Regions from separate parts of the Mus musculus genome. Here region 1 is linked to region 2. Evidence: chromatin contacts called from ENCODE POLR2A ChIA-PET data. All regions are on one chromosome and are shown on one strand. Each heading gives the region's core, a stretch centred on a gene start or an enhancer-like site at or near the end of the contact. The rest is flanking DNA. Distances are from core to core; before and after follow the strand shown. Region 1 holds the start of Rplp2 (ribosomal protein, large P2). Region 2 holds the start of Deaf1 (DEAF1, transcription factor).

Region 1 (4,512 bases), core at 563-3,062, 120 kb before region 2:
ACATGGGTTCTTACTTTTAGTTATTTAGAAATCTTAAAATTGAACAAACAGCCGAGCGTGGTGGCGTACGCCCTTGATACCAGCACTCGGGAGGCAGAGAAACCCTGTCTCAAAAAAACAAAAACAACAAGGCAAAAAAAAATAAATAAAAATTGAACAATCATTTTACCATGAGGGTGCCCCAGGCTGATTGCAAATAAGTACTAGTCCGGTGGTGCCAGAAATCTGTATGCCTTAGTTAAGAAGGAACCTGTGGCAGGGCTTGGTGGCACACACCTTTAATCCCAGCACTAGGGAGGCAGAGGCAGGGAGATTTGAGTTCAAGGCCAGCCTGGTCAGTTCCAGGACAGCCAGCTACACAGAGAAATCCTGTCTCAAAAAACCGAGAGAGAAAGAAAGAGAAAAGAAGAAAGGAAGGAAAGAGAGAGAACACCAATTTTTAGCATCCCCAGTCCCTCCTCAAAGGAAAGGTTTTCACACATCCTCGTAGAAACCATAAAGTGACCCCATTGCCAGTTTCTGAGGGTGTTCTGAAGCGCTGCAGGCACAAGCCTAAAATGAAAAGGCCTTGCACAACTCTGGCAGTGTTTCTAGGATGCTCTGGTCCACAAGCGAAGCCTGGCAGATCACTGGCTGACCAGCAGGTATTAGGATGGACCACAAACAGGCCAACTTCCCAGGAACTCACCCTGAGCGATGACATCCTCAATGTTCTTTCCATTCAGCTCACTGATGACCTGGGGTAGACAACCACAGCTAGCAGTCAGCAATGCAAGGCACGGGGAAGGTCTCCTGAGATACTGGACCTGCTCTCAACTCCCAGGAACTACCTATGAGATAGTGCTGGGTCTTCTCAACAATGATTTTGGCAAAGGAAGTTTTAGATACTAAAATTCTACCGTTCTGTGAAGTTTAGGTTCTATGTACAACCTAGGTGGGTGGAGTGGGAACCCTTTCTAGAAGAATCTTAAGGGGCGATGAGATAGCTCCACTGCTAAAGACTTGGACTCTAACATATCCTAGAGTCCCAGCACTATAGGTCCAAGGAGACACAGATGCCTCTGTTGGCATCTACACACATACATCCTTTACTGCAAAGCTAGTTTAAAAAAAAAAAAGTTAGAAAACTGGTTTACACAGTGAGTTCCAGGTTAGCCAGAGCTACACGGTGAGGCCTTGTCTCAAAAAATAAGATCACACAACATGAGTTGTATTAAACTTCTATAAAAGCACGATTATCACGACTGACTTCTTCGATTGCACAAGGACTAAAGAGAAAACTATGACTAAGATGGGTGTAGGCCTCCTCCATCCATCCTTTTCAACAGGTTATCTACAATTTTTCTTAAAAGTAAAATCCGGACATAATAGGATAAGGACCGCCGCTGGTAGACATTTGGATCCAGCGGGTCCAAGCAAGCAGCATGCTACCTTGTTGAGCCGATCATCGTCCGCTTCGATGCCCACGCTGTCTAGTATTTTCTTGATGTCTTTGGCGCTAGGAGAGGAGTTGCCCCCGAGGGCGGCCAGCAGGTAAGAGGCGACGTAGCGCATGCTAAATGGGGCAGGGAGTGGGTACAGTGGTGAGGTTATCCGAGAGGCCTTCTGCTTCCCCCTCCATTTTAAGCAGCAAGTGAGGCCACGTGAGGCGCCAGGCCTCCGGTCACAGAATGCTGCGCCACCCTCGCCTCCCGGCCGTCATCCAACCCCGCAGTCCCCACCACTGTTCGCGGCCCAGGCGGCCAGGCTACTCACTCGGCTGCGGGGGACAGACCTCACGCGTGCGACCTCGGCGGCGTCCGGCGGCGAAAGGAAGACGCTGACGCAGTGGGCGGGGGTAAACCGCTACCCAGAAGCCCCCGGGACGCGTACGGCGGCGCACGGGGACGCCTCCCATTGACGAAAAGGGTGCACCGGAAGGAAGACATTTCCCTGTCATGTCTTCCCCACAACAAAAACGAGGGATTTTTCAAGTGCCAGGGGCCTCTGCAACATGGACGAGAGTCTCCCGAAATCCATGCGGGCACGGGCGTAGCGTTCAAACCCCTTTAACGCCTCGCGTCCCCAGCATGCTACTCGGCTCCACAGCTCCCAAAATGCAGCGCGAAGGCCCCGCCCTGGTCTTATTAAGGCGAACTACAAATCCCATGACGCTTCACTGTAAGACCTTCATACCGGAAGTGTGCTCCCTTCTAGCTTTTTCTTGTTGCACGTGGGCTGGGTGGGCGGCTATTGGTTCAAACTGTGGTGCTATGGGTCCTTCCTGTTCTTGGGCAACAGAGGTCCTAAGTTGGGCTGGGGCTGATGGCTCCCAAGTTCAGCTGGTTTGGAAAAGTTGGGCGAGCTTTCTGGGTCCTAGTGATTACGGCCATATCTAGAAACATCCTCCTTTTTTTTTTTTCTTTTGAGACAGGTTTCTCTATATACTCTTGGGTATCCTGGACCTCTATGTAGACCAGGTTGGCCAAGAACTCACGAGATCGCCTGCCTCTGCCTCCAGAGTGTTGGGATCAAAAGCTTTTTGACTGGAGAGATGGCTCAGGGGTTAATAGTTTGGACGTTGACTGCTCTTCCAGAGGTCCTGAGTTCAATTCCCAGCACCCACATGTCACAACCATCTGTGATGGGATTTGATTCCCTCTTCTGGTGTGTATCAAGACAGAACACTCATGTAAAACAAATAGGTAAATATTTAAAAGAAAAAAAGTAAACCTTTGCCTCGTTGGGAGAGGGTGTTGCATGCCTTTAATTCCAGTACTTGGGAGGGAATGGCAGGTTTAGGATAGCCAAGGCTACACAGAGAGACCCTGTTTCAAAAAAACTGTCTCTACACTAGGCTCTGGAGACCTCTCTTCCCCTTCTCACTTCCATTCCCTGAGATCCACAGGATCTGCCTCTTTAAAAAAAAAAAAAAAAAAAAAGCTGGGCGTGGTGACACACACCTTTAATCCCAGCACTCACTCTGGAGGCAGAGGCAGGCGGATTTCTGAGTCCAAGGCCAGCCTGGTCTACAAAGTGAGTTCCAGGACAGCCAGGGCTATACAGAGAAACCCTGTCTCAAACAAACAAACAAACAAACAAACAAAAAAAAAACCAAAACAAAACAAAACAAAAAAAAAAATGAGCAGTCGGTGCTCTTAAACTGCTGAGCCATCTCTCCAGCCCCAGGATCTGCCTCTTATGTGCCGGGATTAAAGGTGTGGGCAACCACACCTAGTGATTTGTTTAAAAGATGTGAATGTGTGTGTCCCACCTTGGTTTGCATGTGCACTACATTGTGTGCAGTGCCTTTGGGAGCCAGAAGAAGACATCAGTTCCCCTGGAATTGGAGGTACAGGCAGTTGTGAGATGCCCGTTACTGATGCTGGCCACTGGACCAAATTATTCTGCAAGTGCTCTTAACTGCTGAGCCATTTCTCCACACTTCTATTTTCTTTAATTTTGAGACATTGACCTATCATGTAACTTTGGCTTGTCACAGAAATCCACTTGCCTCTGCTTCCATAGTACTGGTTGGAATTAAAGACACGCACACCATACCTGGCATGATTTTTTTTTTTTTTTTTTTTATACAAGACAGGGTTTCTCTGTGTAGCCCTGGCAGTCCTGGAACTCACTCTGTAGAGCAGGCTGGCCTCGAACTCAGAAATCTACCTGCCTCTACTTCCCAAGTGCTGGGATTAAAGGTGTGCGCCACCACCGCCAGGCGATTTTTTTTTTTTTAAGGTTTATTTATTTATTTTAACACCATTGATCTCTTCAGACACAGCAGAAGGGGACATCGGATCCCATTACAGATGTTTGTGAGCCACCATGTGGTTGCTGGGAATTGAACCTCTGGAAGAACTATCTTAACCTCTGAGCCATCTCTCCAGCCCCTGGCATGATTTTTTATGTTGTGACTTTTCTGTTTGTTTAAAACAGGGCTGCTCTGTGTATCCCTGGCTGTCCTGGAACTTGTTCTATAGACCAGGCTAGCCTCTAACTCAGAGATCCACCTATCTACCTCCACCTCCAGAGTGCTAGGATTAAAGGCATTAGCCACCACCAACTGTCGTGAATTTTACTTATTTTTATTTTTTGGTTTTTCGAGACAGGGTTTCTCTGTGTAGCCCTGGCTGTCCTGGCACTCACTTTGTAGACCAGGCTGGCCTCCAACTCAGAAATTCGCCTGCCTCTGCCTCCCAAGTGCTGGGATTAAAGGTGTGTGCCATCACTGCCCGGCTGTGATTTTTTTTTTTTTAACTGTAAAATAATACCCAAAATAGCTGGAGAGATGGCTCAATGGTGAAGAGCTCATTTGCAGATTAAAGGCAAATACCACCATGCTCATTAATATAAACTTAAGGAATATTCCTAGGATGATTGCTTTTGAGACAGGTCTTGCTGTGCAGCCCGGGGCAGCAGTTCTCCCATCTCAGAAAGGCACTGCACTTGAGGTGAGCACAATTAGACTAAGCCCCTGGGGCTGGTTTTTATAAAGCACCATCTGGCACCTTTATGGAAACAGTG
Region 2 (4,027 bases), core at 1,275-3,774:
TCTTGCTTTCTTTCTGAACAAGGATCTCTTATGTAGCCTAGGCTAATCTTGAATTTATAATCCTGCCTCAGTCTCTCAAATGCTAAGATTATAATGTTTTGTATGTTTGTTTTAATTCTGAGATAAGGCCTCACTATTTAGTTTTGACCTGTTTGGCCTGGAACTCATAGCCATCTTCCTGACTCAGCCTCTTAATTGTTGGATTAGTGGAGATAGCCATAATCCCAGACTGGAAACTGGGTGTTTTATGTGACTTAATTTCAAGACCATTTTCTCCCCTAGAACTCCCTTTTTACTGTAACCAGGCACACAACAACAGCACTCCCATGTTTGTGGCAGCTGTTAAACAAAGCATATAGTAGGGATGCCCTGCAGGTGAGGCTGCACGTGTAGTACAATCACATTTCTGAAATTTGCTTCATTAAGGAACATTGGGAAACTGGATGGATGGATGGATGGACAAACACTGGTCTGAGCTGGCTAAGACCAGTTTCTGTTCCATATTGCTAGCACTGGACCCTGCCTGCATATCATCTGAGCTCAGACCTCCTCATTTAGCCTGGGACTCAGCCATGGTGAAATATTGACTACAGCACCTTCTGGCTGCCCGGGACTCAGGTTAGCCACAGGTGTGTGTGTGTGTGTGTGTGTGTGTGTGTGTGTGTATGGGTGTGTATTCACCCAGGGTAAACTGACATTATGCCTTGGTTGTGTCTGGTGTAAACCAGGTATGCCATGGGTGTACCAAGGTATACTTCAGGTATGCCTTGGAGGTGCTGAGGAGAACTATAAGTGTGCTTGGGATGAGCTGAATGTATGCTATGAATATCTGGAGTCTAGCGCATGCCAGAGGCATGCTATGAATGAATATGTGGTAAGCTGCAGGTGTGACAAGATGTACCCTAGGACACACTGGGTGTGTCACAGCTATACCTGGTTTAAAAAAAAAAAAATCCCATCAAAGCCAACGGACTCAAAGTTCCAGAAAGCCAGGAATTTGAGAACTGGGGAAGAAAAGCAGCTGACCTTGACTTCAGACACCAATCCCTATCCCAGACACCCTACGGGTGCAAAAGAAGACAAAAGACCCAGAAATTCCAAAACCAGTTTGTCTAAGGAAAACAGCTAACTTATCTAGAATGCTCTTAACAAGCACCCTTTCCCTACCCTTAGCTACAAAAACCCCAGTCTAAAGCGAGTGGCCTATTGTCTTGAACTAACTGTGGTCATTGAGTGACTAGATCCTGTGCCCTGATCATCAAATGGCCAGAATTTAACAGCCACGTCTCTGGAACAAGCCTGCTTTAGTTGTTTGAGGTTGACTAAGTCATTTTTTTTCCCTACAAACGTAATTCTTATTCATCCTTACATCTGGGGTGAGCAACAGGGGAACTCGAGTGTATTGTGGATATGCCAGGGGTGAGCTGAATATACGTATATGGTTGTCCTGGATATTCTCAATGTGTAAACCCGGTGTGCCAAGGGTATATCGAAAAAATGAGAGATAGGTGTATCAAGGGCGTACTCGGGGTGAGCAGCGGGTATGCCAAGGGTGTGCTCAGGATGAGCCATAGGTATGCCATGCATGTCAGCTTTAGTGAAATATGGTTGTGTAGTTCGTATGCCACCATAGTGTACTCTGGGTAATCCACAGGTGGACCCCGGGTCACAGAAGGTGTGATATGGTTGTATACAGGGGCGTATCCCAGTGTGTGCCTCAGGTATATCACTGGAATACAGAGACGAGCTTCGGGACAGCCGCCGGGATACCCGAAGTGCCCCCACGCCCAACCGGAAGACACCCCCCCCACCCCTCGCTCTCCAACTCCGGCGCAGAAATCCGGGCTAGTGGGCTTAAGCCACCAGGTTCCGGAATAACAAGGTGACAATCAGAGGAGTTGCAGAGCCAGCCCAGACAGCCTCTCATCGTGACAGCATGAGACCACACTGTCCCTGCGATCGCGTAGCCCCGCCCGCCTCACCTGGCCGCACGGCCGCCATTTTGCCGCTGGGTCCGCCACAATCCCAGCAGCCTCTTGGCCGCACCCTCCCGCCATCTTCGCTCCTCCCGCCGCGCGGTGCAGCGAGCGTCCGACAGCGGCCGAGGCCCGATTCTCCCGTCCGGCAATACTCGGGAGCTTTCGGATAGAAGGAGGCGGGCACTGAGGCTCCGGAGAACTCGGCTCGGAGGTATTCGGCGGAGTTCGGCGAGGCCTCGTGTGGGTTCGGCTTTCGCCGCCCCGAGAGGGGGTTGGAGAAATCCCGTGGCGCCAGGGTCTGTCTGCGAACCCAGACTTCGTTGGAAGCAGGGGAGAAACTGCCCAGAGCCGGCCAGCTCTATCGGTCGGTGACCACAGTCAGATCCGCTTCTTAGACAGCGAGCAAGAAACGCTCGTAAGCTTTCGGGAAGCTTCGGGACCATTCGTATTATCTAGATTCTGCGCTTCGGGAAACTTCGGAGCTGCTCGGTTCTACACTCGGGCCATCAGCTCGGCTCTGCGGGCAGCTTCGGCTCGGTTCGGCGGGCGTCAGACTGCCTCTTCGGTCGCTGCTCGGGCGGTGGCTTCGGGCGGCCTCGGCCCAACTCGGGCGGCCTCTTCGGGCCCCGCTTCGGGCTCGGTGCCTGGCGCTTCGGGCGGTCCCGGACAGCGCCTTCGGGCGGACTCGGTGGAGTCCGTATGGAGGACTCGGACTCGGCGGCAAAACAGCTGGGCCTGGCCGAGGCGGCAGCTGTGGCGGCCGCTGCCGCGGTGGCGGCGGCCGCCGCGGCCGCAGCGGAAAGCGAGGCGGAGGAGCCGGTGTTAAGCAGAGACGAGGACTCGGAGGAGGACGCAGACTCCGAGGCGGAGCGCGAGACGCGGCGGGTCACCGCTGTGGCGGTGATGGCGGCCGAATCTGGGCACATGGATATGGGTACCGAGGCTCTGCCCAGCCCCGATGAGGCCGCCGCCGCCGCCGCCGCCTTCGCAGGCAAGTGCGCCCGCCGGCCTCGCGCCTCACCGGGTTCCCGCGTGCAAGCTCTGAACACATGCACCAGGCACAGGCCACTTTCCATATGCTTTGTGCATCTGTCATGCACATCTGTCTTCCAGGGAAGGCTCTCTTCCACCTGTCCTGCACACCTGCCCAGCACCTGCCCTGCCAGTGCACCTCACAGTGACCTGCACGCCTGCCCTGCCTCTGTCCATGCCCCTGCACCTGACACCTGCCCCCCATACATGCTCTGTACCACCTGTGCACTTCACACCTGCCCGTGCACTCACAATGCCCTGAACACCTACTCTGCACCTGCCCATGCATCTCACAATGACTTGCACCCTTGCTCTTTCCCTGCCCTGCATCTCACAGTGCCCTGCATGCCCATCTTGCACACACACATGCACACGCACAGCACACTCTCACTCCTCTAGCCTTGCTCTGCACTGTATACAGACGTGTCTCCCTTGTGTGAGTGTGCCTCTCTGTTCTTTGTCTGTTTTACCCTTTGGAACTTTCTCAGTACCTACCACCTGCCTTGTCCTCTCCTGCTGCTTCCTGGGAGCTGAGAGCACAGATGGGTCACATGTGAGTTCTGTTCTAGAGGTGCCCCAGGTATGGTCAGCAGCATTACTGCTGGTAGACCTGTCTGTCTCAAAGGCCAGTTCAAGTGTGACATGAGAGGGGCAAGAGAGTCATCCAAGGCAGGCAACCTTGCAAAGGTAACGATGCAGAAACCAGCCTTGCTTTATATTGTGACATGAGCTGCTCCGTGCTGTATCTCCTAGTCTTCCTATGCAGATATCCCCTCCTTCTCCATCACTTAGTTTTCCATTTTTCTCCTTCTGTTTTCTCACACAAAGAGCACCCGATTCTCATGTTTTATGACAAATGGAGCCTTGAGCTGAGCTGTATCACCCTGTACAGGTGATACCACACCAAACTGCCTCCTACAATCCCACCACACACCCCACCCTTTGACCTTCCTGAGTGTTGAACTCCCTACCAATTGGAGCTCTTATATGTTTTATGCTTGTACATGCGAATCCTT

What was found. ChIA-PET counts read pairs that join two places held with the same protein, here RNA polymerase II (POLR2A).
Region 1: POLR2A ChIA-PET joins it to region 2 with 18 read pairs in Patski. The contact joins the promoter of Rplp2 here to the promoter of Deaf1 in region 2. POLR2A ChIA-PET finds 5 or more read pairs at or near these places in 2 of 5 experiments (Patski and embryonic stem cell).

What each region holds. Positions count from the first base shown.
Region 1 is chr7:141,444,951-141,449,462 of GRCm38, reverse strand. It overlaps Rplp2 (ribosomal protein, large P2), which reads right to left and starts at 1,812. Exons shown (of 5, transcript NM_026020.7): 1 at 1,756-1,812; 2 at 1,432-1,555; 3 at 689-737. The coding sequence starts at 1,554. Snora52 (small nucleolar RNA, H/ACA box 52) reads right to left here and starts at 660; the gene lies at 527-660. It also overlaps a transcript of Pidd1 not described here.
Region 2 is chr7:141,326,222-141,330,248 of GRCm38, reverse strand. It overlaps Deaf1 (DEAF1, transcription factor), which reads left to right and starts at 2,524. Exons shown (of 12, transcript NM_016874.3): 1 at 2,524-2,970. The coding sequence starts at 2,679. Tmem80 (transmembrane protein 80) reads right to left here and starts at 2,119. Exons shown (of 6, transcript NM_001141950.1): 1 at 1,983-2,119.